Regions from separate parts of the Homo sapiens genome. Here region 1 is linked to region 2. A link is a contact called in ENCODE Hi-C or POLR2A ChIA-PET data. All regions are on one chromosome and are shown on one strand. Each heading gives the region's core, a stretch centred on a gene start or an enhancer-like site at or near the end of the contact. The rest is flanking DNA. Distances are from core to core; before and after follow the strand shown.

The links. A loop is a pair of places that touch in the nucleus more often than their neighbours do. ChIA-PET counts read pairs that join two places held with the same protein, here RNA polymerase II (POLR2A). Pooled maps may share reads with other maps.
Region 1: a loop to region 2 is called in a map of endothelial cell of umbilical vein, with 4 times the contacts of the local background. The contact joins two enhancer-like sites. A Hi-C loop is called at or near these places in 1 of 168 maps with a recorded cell type or tissue (endothelial cell of umbilical vein) and 2 of 50 pooled maps. POLR2A ChIA-PET finds 5 or more read pairs at or near these places in 1 of 52 experiments (PC-9).

Annotation. Positions count from the first base shown.
Region 1 is chr14:53,213,685-53,219,907 of GRCh38, reverse strand. The region is part of intron 5 of LOC105370502 (a long non-coding RNA gene); the gene reads right to left. Among named protein-coding and RNA genes, the nearest start is that of DDHD1-DT, 63 kb to the right of the region's middle. RefSeq lists a silencer at 1,998-2,417. Within about 2 kb of position 2,312, at least 21 of the 41 ENCODE cell types and tissues checked have a DNase peak (open chromatin) inside an H3K27ac peak, as active enhancers do.
Region 2 is chr14:54,347,711-54,354,600 of GRCh38, reverse strand. No RefSeq gene overlaps it. Among named protein-coding and RNA genes, the nearest start is that of CDKN3, 46 kb to the left of the region's middle. Within about 2 kb of position 5,194, at least 12 of the 41 ENCODE cell types and tissues checked have a DNase peak (open chromatin) inside an H3K27ac peak, as active enhancers do.

The sequences.
Region 1 (6,223 bases), core at 1,063-3,562, 1.1 Mb after region 2:
GGGCAACAAGAGCAAAACTCCATCTCAAAAAATAGTAATAATAAAATTAAATAAAAAATTAAAAATAAATAAAAAGAGGAGCAATGGAACAAATATTTAGGGAAAGAGATGCTTTGAGCCCCAAATCACTCCAGGTGGATAGCACCCTAATCTTAATTTAAATGTTACTGCTTATAACAGAAGAGCTCATTCTAGCTAGGCATGGTGGCTCATGCCTGTAATCCCAGCACTTTGGGAGGATGAGGTGAGGGGATTTCTTGGGATCAGGAGTTCAATACCAGCCTGGGCAACATAGCGAGAGCATGTCTTTGAAAAAAAAATTTTTTTAATTAGCCAGGCATGGTGGCACTTACCTGTAGTCCCAGCTACTCAGGAGGCTGAGGTGGGACGATTACTTGAGCCCAGGAGGTCAAAGCTGCAGTAAGCCATAATTGCACCACTGCACTCCAGCCTGGGCGACATAGTGAGACCCAGTCTCAAAAACAAAACAAAGCAATACAAAAAAAAAACCTCACCCTGCCTTTTGATTAAAGGGATAAAGTGAGGAAAGAAGTGGGTTTTTTTATTTGCTACGTACAGAAGGATTCAATTCAGATCAGTTCAATTTAACAAATATTTGTTGAGCCCTACTCTATATCAGACATTATTAGGTACAGAAGATATGAATAAAATGTCTGTCTTCAGGAAGTTCAAAGTCTGCAGAGAAAGACTAGTAAACCAAAATTTTATGAGACCATAATGAAACACTATTACACATCCACCAGAATGTCTACAATTTAAAACTCACACAATACCAAATATTGATGAAGATATGAAGCAACAGATTTTTGGTGGGAGTGTAAATGGTATAATCATTTTGGGGAAAAGTACAGCAGTTTTTTTAAAAACAAAAACTAAATGTAAATATTCTATGACCCAAAAATATCAGTCATATAATTGAGTGTGTGCGTGTGTGTATCAACAAAAAGACCTTCACAGGAATATTCATAGTAGCTTTGTTCACAATAGCCAGAAACTGGAAACAGCCCAGGTGTGCTTCAACTGAAGAATGGATTTTTAGAATTTAGTATATCTATACAATGGAATATTACTTGGTAATTTAAAGACTTTTAAAAAATAATGACCCTGCCAGATGAGGTGGCTCACGCCTATAATCCTAGCACTCTGGGAGGCCGAGGCGGGCAGATCACCTGAGGTCAGGAGTTCGAGACTAGCCTGTCCAACATAGTGAAACCCTGTCTCTACTAAAAATACAAAAATTAGCTGGCGTGATGGCACACGCCTGTCGTCCCAGCTACTAAGGCAGGAGAATCACTTGAACCCAGGAGGCGGAGGTTGCAGTGAGCCAAGATCGTGCCACCACACTCCAGCCTGGGCAACAGAGTGAGAATCTGTCACAAAATAATAATAATAATAATAATAACCCTGTCTCTACTGAAAAACATAAAAAATTAGCCAGAGGTCGTGATGCATACCAGCAGTGCTAGCTACTTGAAAGGCTGAGGCAGGAGAATTCCTTGAGCTCAGGAGCTCAAGTCTGCAGTGAGCTATGACTGCACCACTGCCCCCCAGCCTGGGTGACAGAGTGAGATCCTGAATCTAAAAGCAAACAAAAAAAAATTACTGATACATACAACCTATGTATCTCAAAAACATTATGCTGAGTAAAAGAAGTCTTACATGAAAGAGTACAGTTCAATGGATATAAAGTTCTATAACAGGCAAAACTAGTTGGAAGAAAATCAGAATAGTCATTGCCTCTAAAGGAGATTATTTCCTGGGAAGGGGCTTGGGTACACTTTTCGGGGTGGGGGTAATGTTCTATATCTTGATAGGTGTGTAGGTTACTCACATGTATTGAGAGGTGACAACATGCTAGCAGCCCTCACTGGCTCTCGGCGCCTCCTCAGCCTTGGCGTCCACTCTGGCCATGCTCAAGGAGCCCTTCAGCCCGCCACTGCGCTATGGGGGCCCCTCTCTGTGCTGGCTGAGGCTGAAGCCAGCTCCCTCTGCTTGTGGAGAGGTGTGGCGGGAGAGGCGGGGGCGGGAACCAGGGCTGAACGCGGCTAGTTCCGGGTGGGCGCAGGCTCCGAGGTCCCGCACTGAGAGCAGCCCGCCGGCACCGCCGGCCCGGGCAGTGAGGGGTTTAGCACCCGGGCCAGCAGCTGCGGAGGGTGCGCCGGGTCCCCCAGCACTGCTGGCCTGCCCCCGCGGAGCTTGAATTCTTGCTGGGCCTCAGCCGCCTCCCCGTGTGGCAGGGCTGGGGACCTGCAGCCAGCCATGCCCAAGCCCCGCCCCGGGCTCCCGCCAGCCCGACCCTACCCGACCGGCGCCGCCCCCTGCTCCTAGGCGCCCGGTCCCATCCACTGCCCAAGGACTGAGGGGTGTGGGCGTGCCTGCGCGGGACTGGCAGGCAGCTCTGCTAGCGTGTCCCCAGCACAGGATTCACTAGGGGAAGCCAGCTGGGCTCCTGAGTCAGTTGGGGACTTGAGAGAACTTTTATGTCTAGGGGAGGATTGTATATGCACCAATCAGCACTCTGTGTCTAGTGGGAGAGGGGGGGTTGTAGATGCACCAATCAGCACTCTGTATCTAGCTAATCTGGTGGGGACTTGGAGAACTTTTGTGTCTAACTAAAGGATTGTAAGTGCACCAATCAGTGCTCTGTGTCCAGCTCAAGATTTGTAAACGCACCAATCAGCACTCTGTATCTAGCTAATCTGGTGGGGACTTAGAGAACTTTTATGTCTAGCTGAAGGATTTTAAATATACCAATCAGCACTCTGTGTCTAGCTCAAGGTTTGTAAAAGCACCAATCAGCACTCTGTGTCTAGCTCAAGGTTTGTAAACACACCAATCAGTGCTCTGTGTCTGGCTAATCTAGTGGGGCCTTGGAGAACTTTTACATCTAGCTAGAGGATTGTAAATACACCAATCAGCAATGTGTGTCTAGCTCAGGGATTGTAAACGCACCAATCAGCTCTCTGTAAAACGGACCGATCAGCTCTCTGTAAAACTGACCAATCAGCAGGATGTGGATGGGGCCAGATAAGGGAATAAAAGCAGGCTGCCCCAGCCAGCAGTGGCAACCCGCTCAGGTCCCCTTCCACACTGTGGAAGCTTTGTTCTTTCACTCTTTGCAATAAATCTTGCTGCTTCTCACGCTTTGGGTCCACACTGCCTTTATGAGCTGTAACACTCACTGCAAAGGTCTGCAGCTTCACTCCTGAGGCCAGCAAGACCACGCGCCCACTGGGAGGAATGAACAACTCCAGACGGGAGGAATGAACAACTCCAGACGCACTGCCTTAAGCACTGTAACACTCACCACGGAGGTCTGCAGCTTCACTCCTGAAGCCAGTGAGACCACGAACCCACCAGAAGGAAGAAACTCCGAACACGTCCGAACATCAGAAGGAACAAACTCCAGACACACCATCTTTAAGAACTGTAACACTCACCGCGAGGGTCCGCGGATTCATTCTGGAAGTCAGTGAGACCAAGAACCCACCAATTTTGGACACAGTATGATTTAGTGAATCTCATGGTACACTTAAGATCACCACTGCACCCCAGCCTGGGCGACAGAGTGAGACCCTGAATCTTAAAAAAAAAAAAAAAAAAAAAATGTACTGATACATACAACCTATGTATCTCAAAAACATTACGCTGAGTAAAAGAAGTCTTACATGAAAGAGAATATACTGTACAGTTCAATTTATATAAAGTTCTATAACAGGCAAAACTAGTTGGAAGAAAATTGGAATAGTCACTGCCTCTAGAAGAGAAGACTTCCTGGAAAGGGGCTTGAGTACAGTTTTCAGGGTCAGGGTCATATTCTATATCTTGATAGGTGTGTAGGTTACTCACATGTATGATTTAGTGAATCTCATGGTACACTTAAGATTTGTGCATTTCACATTTCATTGTACATAAATTTAACATGAAATTTTAAAATAAGAATTACAAACAAATATAGAACTCTATATGTTATGTAGGAACTCTGAGTGATATGTATTCTGAGTTATTTGGAAAAAAGTATATCGATATCTGCAACTTACTTTGAAAAGCATTTTTCTAAAAACGTGGATTGATGGATAGAGAGAGAGATGTGACAAAGTAAGCACAATAAAACATTAATTGTGTGATCACTGCAAAATTCTTTCAACTTTTCTGCTTGAAAATTTTCCTCATAAAATGTTGAAGAAAATTATATGCAAGTGTAAAGATGTGTAAGGCTCAGAGGTACAGAGAAGGCAATTCACTCTAGCTTTGGAGGAAAGTGGGGAGATGTCAGAGACAATGTCAATGAAATGGTGATGTCTGAGTTGTGTTCTGAATGAACAAGCTTTCACCAGGCAGTCAAATAAGTTGGTGAATAAGATGTTTTGGTAGCTACAAGTAGTCTCATCTTGATGGACATGGGTATATAGATAAGAGTTACCAGAGATGGACATAACGTTATAAGCAGAGGTCAAATTATAGAGTTGTCTGTGCCATTCTAAAGTTTTGTCTTATCAGTGATGGAGGGTTATTGTAAAATAGGCTATGGTGTGGTCTGCTTTGCGCTTTAGAAAGATCATGCTGAAAACAGTATGAAAGAGAAACTTTCAACCACAAGCCTGGAGGAGGAAAAACCAGGATGAAGACCATTGCAATAGACCAGATAAGGGGTATTAGTGGACTGATTTAGGGCAGTGGAAGTGCAAGTGATGAGAACACATTGGACTTGAAAACTGTTTAAGAGCTAAGGTTGACAGGAGATAAAATTGACAAAGCTAGTGATTGAGTGTACATGTGAAGTGAGAGAAAAAGGAAGAGTTGAGGATGATTCTCAAGGTTCTGAGTAAACAATGACAGAATCTAAAGGTGGGGGGCAAGTTTTAGGTGAGTAAATATGCAATTTGGGAAATGTTTATTTTTTAATGCCTATATGAAATGTCCAGGTACACCTGTTCAGGAGGCTATTAGATATATAACCTTGGCCTTAGTAGGGAAGTCAGTATTGGGTTGATTGATTTTATTTGCTTTTTATTATCTATTCACACTTTAATTCATTTCAAAGATGATTTGGGACATAACAACCAATATATAGTGTCAGGTTCATGACTATGCCAATTGTCATGTTGAGGTCCAAAGAGAGTAGATGGATGAAGAGAAAGAACACTCAGGGAGCCTTAGGCAGGTGAAAGATGATTTTATTCAGCAGCAGCTCTCATCAACAGCTTTCTCATCAGCAGCTTACTTACACTGTCTCTCTCGCACTGTCCTCCCTGTCTCGGCTGCTTGCTCTGAACTGCTCCCACACACACAGCTGCACAGCCGGTTCTCCCCTGCTTTCAGGGTCAGCAGCTTAACTCTTTCTCTGTTTCCCTGGGCACGAGAGACAAGCCAAGCCATGACCTGGCTCCCCTCTGTCCATCCACAAGAAAGACAGCTCTGGTTCTCTCTCTGTTTCTCTGGGCACCAGTACAAGAGCCATGCTGAGCCATGCCTAAGAGCCAAGCCCCATGCAATACTGTCAGCCGGGCAGTTATACCTTTTAAAGACAACAGCAGCTCCAAGCCAAGAATGAACTTACACAAACAGGTGATAACAAATGGAGTATGAGCCTGCACCCTAAACCCACTGAATCATGCAGGCCTGGATGTCTGCCTTGGCCTAACCTTGACCAAAGAACATCCATGTACCTTACATATAGTTAAAGCTATCAAATTGGATGAGATCTGGTCTATTACTAGCCCCTTACACATGGCAAAGGGAAAAATCAATCATTATGTTCTACAGCAACACCCACATAGTGTGTGTGTTTCCCCATGAGGATACAGTCTACCTCTATCTATGAAGCAGTAGAAAGAACACTCAGCAAGGAGTTGGGAAACATGGTTTCTGTTTCCAGCTCCTACATTACAATGTGACCCTAGGCAACTCATTTAAGCTCTCAGAGGCCTCTGATGTGAAAAGGCTGGATTGTGTGATCTCTATGGTTATTTCCAGCACTGGAATGGGAATTCCCTTTGAACCCTATTTCCTGATTCATTATCCAGCCCTTTTCCTCCCTTCGGTGACCCCCGTTGGCCTCCAAGGTGCCAATTAGCAGTTCAACTTGAGAAGGAGAAAAAGGAAAGTAAAAAATGTTTGCTCTATGCTGGTTATTATGACAAGAAAATATATAAATGGGAAAAACTAACATTATTAAAGTTGTTTGGACCTGGAGGTTTTG
Region 2 (6,890 bases), core at 3,945-6,444:
ATCCTAGAGAGCAGCGCTGGGGAAGGAGCAGTGTGCTGGTGAGGGAGAAAAGGAAAAATGAGTTGGGCAGACAGCTAAAGATGGGTCCTTGGTAAAACTCCTTCAAACAGAGAAACAGCCTGAAAAATCAAAGCTATAGGCACAAACAGCAGCCTGGGGAAAACTCAGGCTGCAGCTGCACAGATAAGAAAGCAAGACCCAACACAGCAGCCTTTGTTCTTGGTGTAATCAGCAGGCTCCCAGGAAAAAGTTTCTTCCCCTTTTCAGGTATGTACATGGGAGGCTCCATGGGAACTTGCATGGGGAGGGGGTGGGGCCTTACCCAAACATACCCACAGTTGCACAAACAAGAGAAGCTGCACTTTGTGCTTTCCTAAAAAGACATGCCCACAGCTGCAAAGATTAGGAGAGTTACACAGACAGCTCCACAGATAAGGGAAGTTACACAAACAGCTGCAGAGATGAGGAGAGTTTCTCATAAAAGCTTTTGGATTCAACTGTAAAAACGGCAACTCCTCTTTTGGGCCCTCTTTCCATGGCAACACCTCTTTTGGGCCCTCTCTTCTTTCACTTATTAAACTTGCACTCCAACCTCGCCCTTTGTGTCCACACTCCTTAATTTTCTTGGTTGTGAGACAAAGAACTCTGGGTGATACCTCACAAAGAGACTGCTACATTGTGGTGCTTTGGCTGAAAGCCAAGAGGTAACAAACTGTGTAACACTGGGACATTGAGATCCACATGGGCACACAAGGGCAGAGGGAGCTTGAGATGATGTCCAGGATGAGTTCTGGGACAGCATGCCATGCTCTGGGGCTTCCCTCCCACACTGGTGGGATGCCTCATACAAGTAAAGACAAGGAGCGTAGGTATCAACACAGCCAACAACCTACCTGGTTTCCTGCCCTTGGAAGAGCACAGTTTCATATCACTCAAGAAGGGCTTGCGAATTAGCCAAGAGGAAGCGTGAGGGCAGGTGGGCCTGAAGGTGTCCCTTGGTAGAAAGACCAGCATTTTGAGTGCTCACTTTGTGGCTGGAGACGAGATAGGAATTCAGCTCCCCCAGCACATGCTGGCTCTGGAGGGTCATCAGATCTGAGGACCAAACTGAGCAGAACATCTCAGCAGTTGCCAGTGTAAGGCAGATGATGGCCACAAGGGAGGAGATGCCTTTTCCGGGTGTCACAGTGCTACACAAGTCCCCAAGAGCTTAGAAACGACCTTGAGAAGAGGAGGAGGAGGAGGAAATGCTGAACTGTTTTTAAATTTGAAACTGCTAACGTACCTGGAGTTAGCTAGGAGTGTAATTTCTGCCAGCAGTTGGAATTGGAACTTGATAGAGATGAGGAGTGGCAGACTTACTAGCCTCTGTGTGCCTCAGTCGTTTCAGCTGGCAAAGAGGGAGGTGGTCATAGTACCTCCCCATGAAGGTTACTGTGAGGGTTAAATAAGGTAATGTGTGCACAGAATTTAGGATGGTGCCTGGCACACAGCAAGCATTCAGTAAATGTTTGCTCTCATTGTCTGCAAAATGCATACCTACATACCACGAACAAACAAACTGAAAAACAAAAAGTGACAGAAAATACATTGTTGGAAAAACTTACCTATGGTAGTTCTGTGGTATTGACAAGTGAACCAGGAAGTCAGACTTCCTGCCCTTTGGAGCTTTCAATTTAAGACATATTCAAACTTTTGACAGTCCCTAATGTTGCCAATAAAGCTAAAGATGAAATAAGTGTTGACTGCGGCCAGGCGCGGTGGCTCATGCCTGTAATCCCAGCACTTTGGGAGGCTGAGGCAGGCAGATCATGAGGTCAGGAGATGGAGCCCATCCTGGCTAACATGGTGAAACCCCGTTGCTACTAAAAATAGAAAAATTAGCCAGGCATGGTGGCACGCACCTGTAGTCCCAGCTACTTGGGAGGCTGAGGCAGGAGAATCAATTGAACCTGGGAGGTGGAGGTTGCAGTGAGCCGAGATCATGCCACTGCACTCCAGCCTGGCAACAAAGCGAGACTCAGTCTCTTAAAAAAAAAAAAAAAAAAAAAAAAAATTGTTGACTGCACGTTAAGCATCAGCCAATTGAGATGATAAGACTGGTTATTTTAGGAAGGCTTTATAGGGTCTTTGCATCTGGGGAGTAACCTGGGATCTTTTATTAATTTTTTTTTATTATACTTTAAGTTTTAGGGTACATGTGCACAATGTACAGGTTAGTTACATATGTATACATTGACATGCTGGTGCGCTGCACCCACTAACTCGTGATCTAGCATTAGATGTATCTCCCAATGCTATCCCTCCCCTCTCCCCCCACCCCACAACAGTCCCCGGAGTGTGATGTTCCCCCTCCTGTGTCCATGTGTACAGTAACCAAAACAGCATGGTACTGGTACCAAAACAGAGATATAGATCAACGGGACAGAACAGAGCCCTCAGAAATAATGCCGCGTGTCTACAACTGTCTGATCTTTGACAAAGCTGAGAAAAACAAGCAATGGGGAAAGGATTCCCTATTTAATAAATGGTGCTAGGAAAGCTGGCTAGCCATATGTAGAAAGCTGAAACTGTATCCCTTCCTTACACCTTATACAAAAATCAATTCAAGATGGATTAAAGACTTAAACGTTAGACCTAAAATCATAAAAACCCTAGAAGAAAACCTAGGCATTACCATTCAGGACATAGGCACAGGCAAGGACTTCATGTCTAAAACACCAAAAGCAATGGCAACAAAAGCCAAAATTGACAAATGGGATCTAATTGAACTAAAGAGCTTCTGCACAGCAAAAGAAACTACCATCAGAGTGAACAGGCAACCCACAAAATGGGAGAAAATTTTTGCAACCTACTCATCTGACAAAGGGCTAATATCCAGAATCTACAATGAACTCAAACAAATTTACAAGAAAAAAACAAACCCCATCAAAAAGTGGGCAAAGGACATGAACAGACACTTCTCAAAAGAAGACAGTTATGCAGCCAAAAAACACATGAAAAAATGCTCATCATCACTGGCCATCAGAGAAATGCAAATCAAAACCACAATGAGATACCATCTCACACCAGTTAGAATGGCAATCATTAAAAAGTCAGGAAACAACAGGTGCTGGAGAGGATGTGGAGAAGTAGGAACACTTTTATTTTTTTTTTTTGAGACAGAGTACAGTGACATGATCACAGCTCACTGCAGCCTTGACCTGCCCGGCTGAAGTGATCCTCCCACTTCAGCCTCCTGAGTAGCTAGGACCACAGGTGAGAGCTACCATTGCTGGCTAATTTTGTTTAGTTTTTGTAGAGACAAGGTCTCACTAGGTTGCCCAGGCTGGTTTTGAACTGCTGGGCTCAAGTGATCCTGTCTCAGCCTCCCAAAGTGCTGGGATTACAAGCATGAGCCACCGTGCCTGGCTTTCACCTGGGATCTTACCTTCAACCTTGTACCTTGATGGGCTTGACTCAGTGTAACTCTTCCTATAATCTGACACTCTCTCTTTCCTTTCCATATATATTACATGCAAAAATACTTTTCTGTTCAGCCAACCTTTTCAGTGGTTCAAAAGATGTATTGGTCGGCCGGGCACAGTGGCTCACGCCTGTAATCCTAGCACTTTGGGAGGCCAAGGTGGGTGGATCACGGGGTCAGGAGATCAAGACCATCCTGGCTAACACGGTGAAACGGTGTCTCTACTGAAAATACAAAAATTTAGCTGGGCGTGGTGGCAGGCACCTGTAGTCCCAGCTACACGGGAGGCTGAGGCAGGAGAATGGCGTGAACCCGGGAGGCGGAGCTTGCAGTGAGCCAAAATTGTGCCACTGCACTCCAGCCTGGACGACAGAGCGAGACCCTGTCTCCAAAAAAAAAAAAAAAAAAAAAAGATGTATTGGTCAATTTGTTAATAGCATATCATTATAAATGTGTTATTGCTAGAAATTAGCAGCCAAAATATAACACGATAGAGTGTTCCTTGTAGCTTCCTTGCTCATCTTACATTGCCCATTGTAACATTTTTAGGATTGTTAACCATATCATTTCTTCATGTTTCACAGTACTGCACTTATAATTAGTGTCTATCAGTGTCTGTTATCATACTGTCCTCTTGGCTTTCAACCAGTTAATTATTTGTTGGATTGCTTTTCAGAGTACTGGCTGCCTTCCCTATGACGTGCTGCCTCCCTTCCCGCTGATCATCTTACTCTTCTGTTCTTTGCTATTTTCAGACACTATTTTGCACTCATTATGCACAAGTTCAAACTTTAGTCATGTGAAGAGAGCTGAGTGCCTTGTCTAATTTTTCAGCACCAAACCAAATAAACAAAAAACGCATAAAGTCCATTTAAAAATATCCACACTGCATCAGGGAACAGAGAAGCTTTTTCTCTCTCATGTGAAATCTTCTCCAGGAAACCACCAGGACTGAGGCCCCCATGGCGCACACATGCTTGCTTTAGGTGCTTACGTTAAGATGGTATTTCATTAGTTTTGGATGGTCCCTTCCACAGAGCTCAGATGCTATGCTTCTTTCTATTTTAAAAGGGGGGACGAAAAGATTGGCTTTTCATCCAAAATACTCATGTTCTTCTAGCATATTAAAATTCATTTGTGACTAAGTCATTATAGTGAAGTACTTGGAAACCTTTCTATTCTAGAGAGTTCTGGGCACAAACACATTTACAGTGTGCACTAATGCCAGGCTCATGTCCTCACGTCCTCCAAGGGACAGGGATGAGCTGGGTCATAAACCAAACAGTGGGACTCTGGCAATCCCTTTTAGCTCAGGCAGATGCAAAATTGAAGACCCAAAAGAAGCCTTCCAAAGGTCACAGCAGGTTGCTCTCAGGAAAAGAGAATCAGTAATTTATTTTTAAGCAATCTCTTAGCCTCTGTGACAGTTATGTTTCCTTGTAAGCTGCTTTGGAGCCACTCACCACTCTGAAATTGCAGAGTAGGCTACGAACAATCCGGCTTCGTAAGAACATGCAAGTGAGGACCCACGAGGAGATATTCTTGTGCTTTTTAAAGTGCTTCTCTCACTTTGCTTCCTAAACTGCCTTAATTGAGGCAAGGGAGCCAACATGAGTGAGTTCCTTCCCGCGGCTTGCTCTGCCGTGGAGTTCAAGGATGCCTGAGCCCTCAAAACACGGCGCGGTGCAGTTGGGCTGATGGGAAGTCCTGAACAGCTTGCTGAATTATTACTTCATTCTCGGCTGAAGCAGCAGGAGGCGAGATGATGAGTGAAGGAAAAAACCCATGGACTCCAGCGTGGGCTGAAGGAACCAAAACAAACACTGAGAAGACAGGCCAATACTGAAATCTGTTTCAAGGATGGAGCGCGCAGGAATGTTTCACCATATTTTGTCTAAGGAACAGATTTCATTTTTTAATGGCTGTATTAATCAGTGGAAGCAGAACGGCAGGAAGGAATCCGTTTTCCCCTCTCCCCAACGCCTCCCGTGGCTCGCCCGGACATTCCCCCCATTCTTTGTACTGAAGGTGGCCTGGAAGTTTTAGAGGCGTGAGACAGGTTCTGAACTCGCATGCCCTTTCTTTCTCCTTCCCGAATAAATTTTGCGTAAGAATATTTGGGACAAGGAATCCACCATGGCGGGGTGCAATAAAAGCGTTTCACAAATTATGATTTCCCATTCTCTAGGCAGTTCAGCTCTGCCTAACAGCTCTAATTTCCTAGACAAATAGTCCTCCCTGTCCTCTCCAGCTGCTCACAGGCGCCTCTCTCTGGGTATTCTTTTTAAAATCCCTCTCCTGGGGAATTTTTAAAAAAGCTTCTCGCACTTTTTCATGCGATTTTCATGGTTCCATCCATCTCCCCACTTTTTTGGTCAAAGCCTTCCTCCCAAATATCAATTGCTTTTTCAACCCGTCCATACTACTGCTCAGCTGTTGGTTGAGCTTCTCCTAGCCTCCTGCTGCTGTCACTGGGCCAATGGAAGCCAGTCCCTTGCCTCTTTGTTCTATTATTTTATGGCAAGATAATAAACTTCTACATTTTTGAAGTACTTTTCACCGACTTGATATCAAGTATTTTGATAATCACAAAGTGATCAAACACATGTTCTCTTTTTCCAGTTACATAATGAGATCAAATATTGATTAGCAGTGAGTAGATAGATGTATATTGTACACACACACATACACCCGACCATCCTCCTTTTGGCCTATGGAGACTGTTACTCCAAAGAGCCGACACATTTGTGTTGACATTTCAGTCATCCAAGAAAGCTGCCAATGTCACTTCCTTTGAATATTTTCCTTCAGTTTTCAGGAAAGAGTTGGTGGGACTAGCTTATCATGGATGGCATGAGCTGAGGGGATGGTAATTTTTCACAAAAGTAGACATTGTTCGAGGCTAATAGTAAGCTGTAATCTAGACTCATAACTGTAGAGGGCGCTCTTGACTTAATAATGACAGCATTGCCATTGTCACTCCAGGAAGCTGGGAGGTGACAGAGTATCCTTTTATTACCAAGTATTTTATGGGGAAAGAGAGAAGGTGCCTTTTGGAATAGACAAGAAATCCATATTGTTTCATATTACCTTTTATAACATGTCTTCTTAAGAATAAGCTCATCATCTAATTCGTAGCCCCTGGTTACAGTTTTGTTGAAAGTGCAGAAGCTTCCAACTAATGAGAATGAATCTCATCAATGTCTCATACCTTGTGTTGGTCCTGCCACTTGGTAATGGGTGCTTTGCGTGCTGGGAGCTGGGAGCGATCTTCCAAAAATGGCAAGTGGGGTGGGCACTCCTTTGCGGAAAAGCCTTCTGTGGGTTTCAATTTCATTTAGCATGAACTCCCCACTTCTTACTGTGCCCTACCAAGGCCTTCTAGGATATAGCTTCTTCCTACACTTCAAGCTCTCTTTCTCTC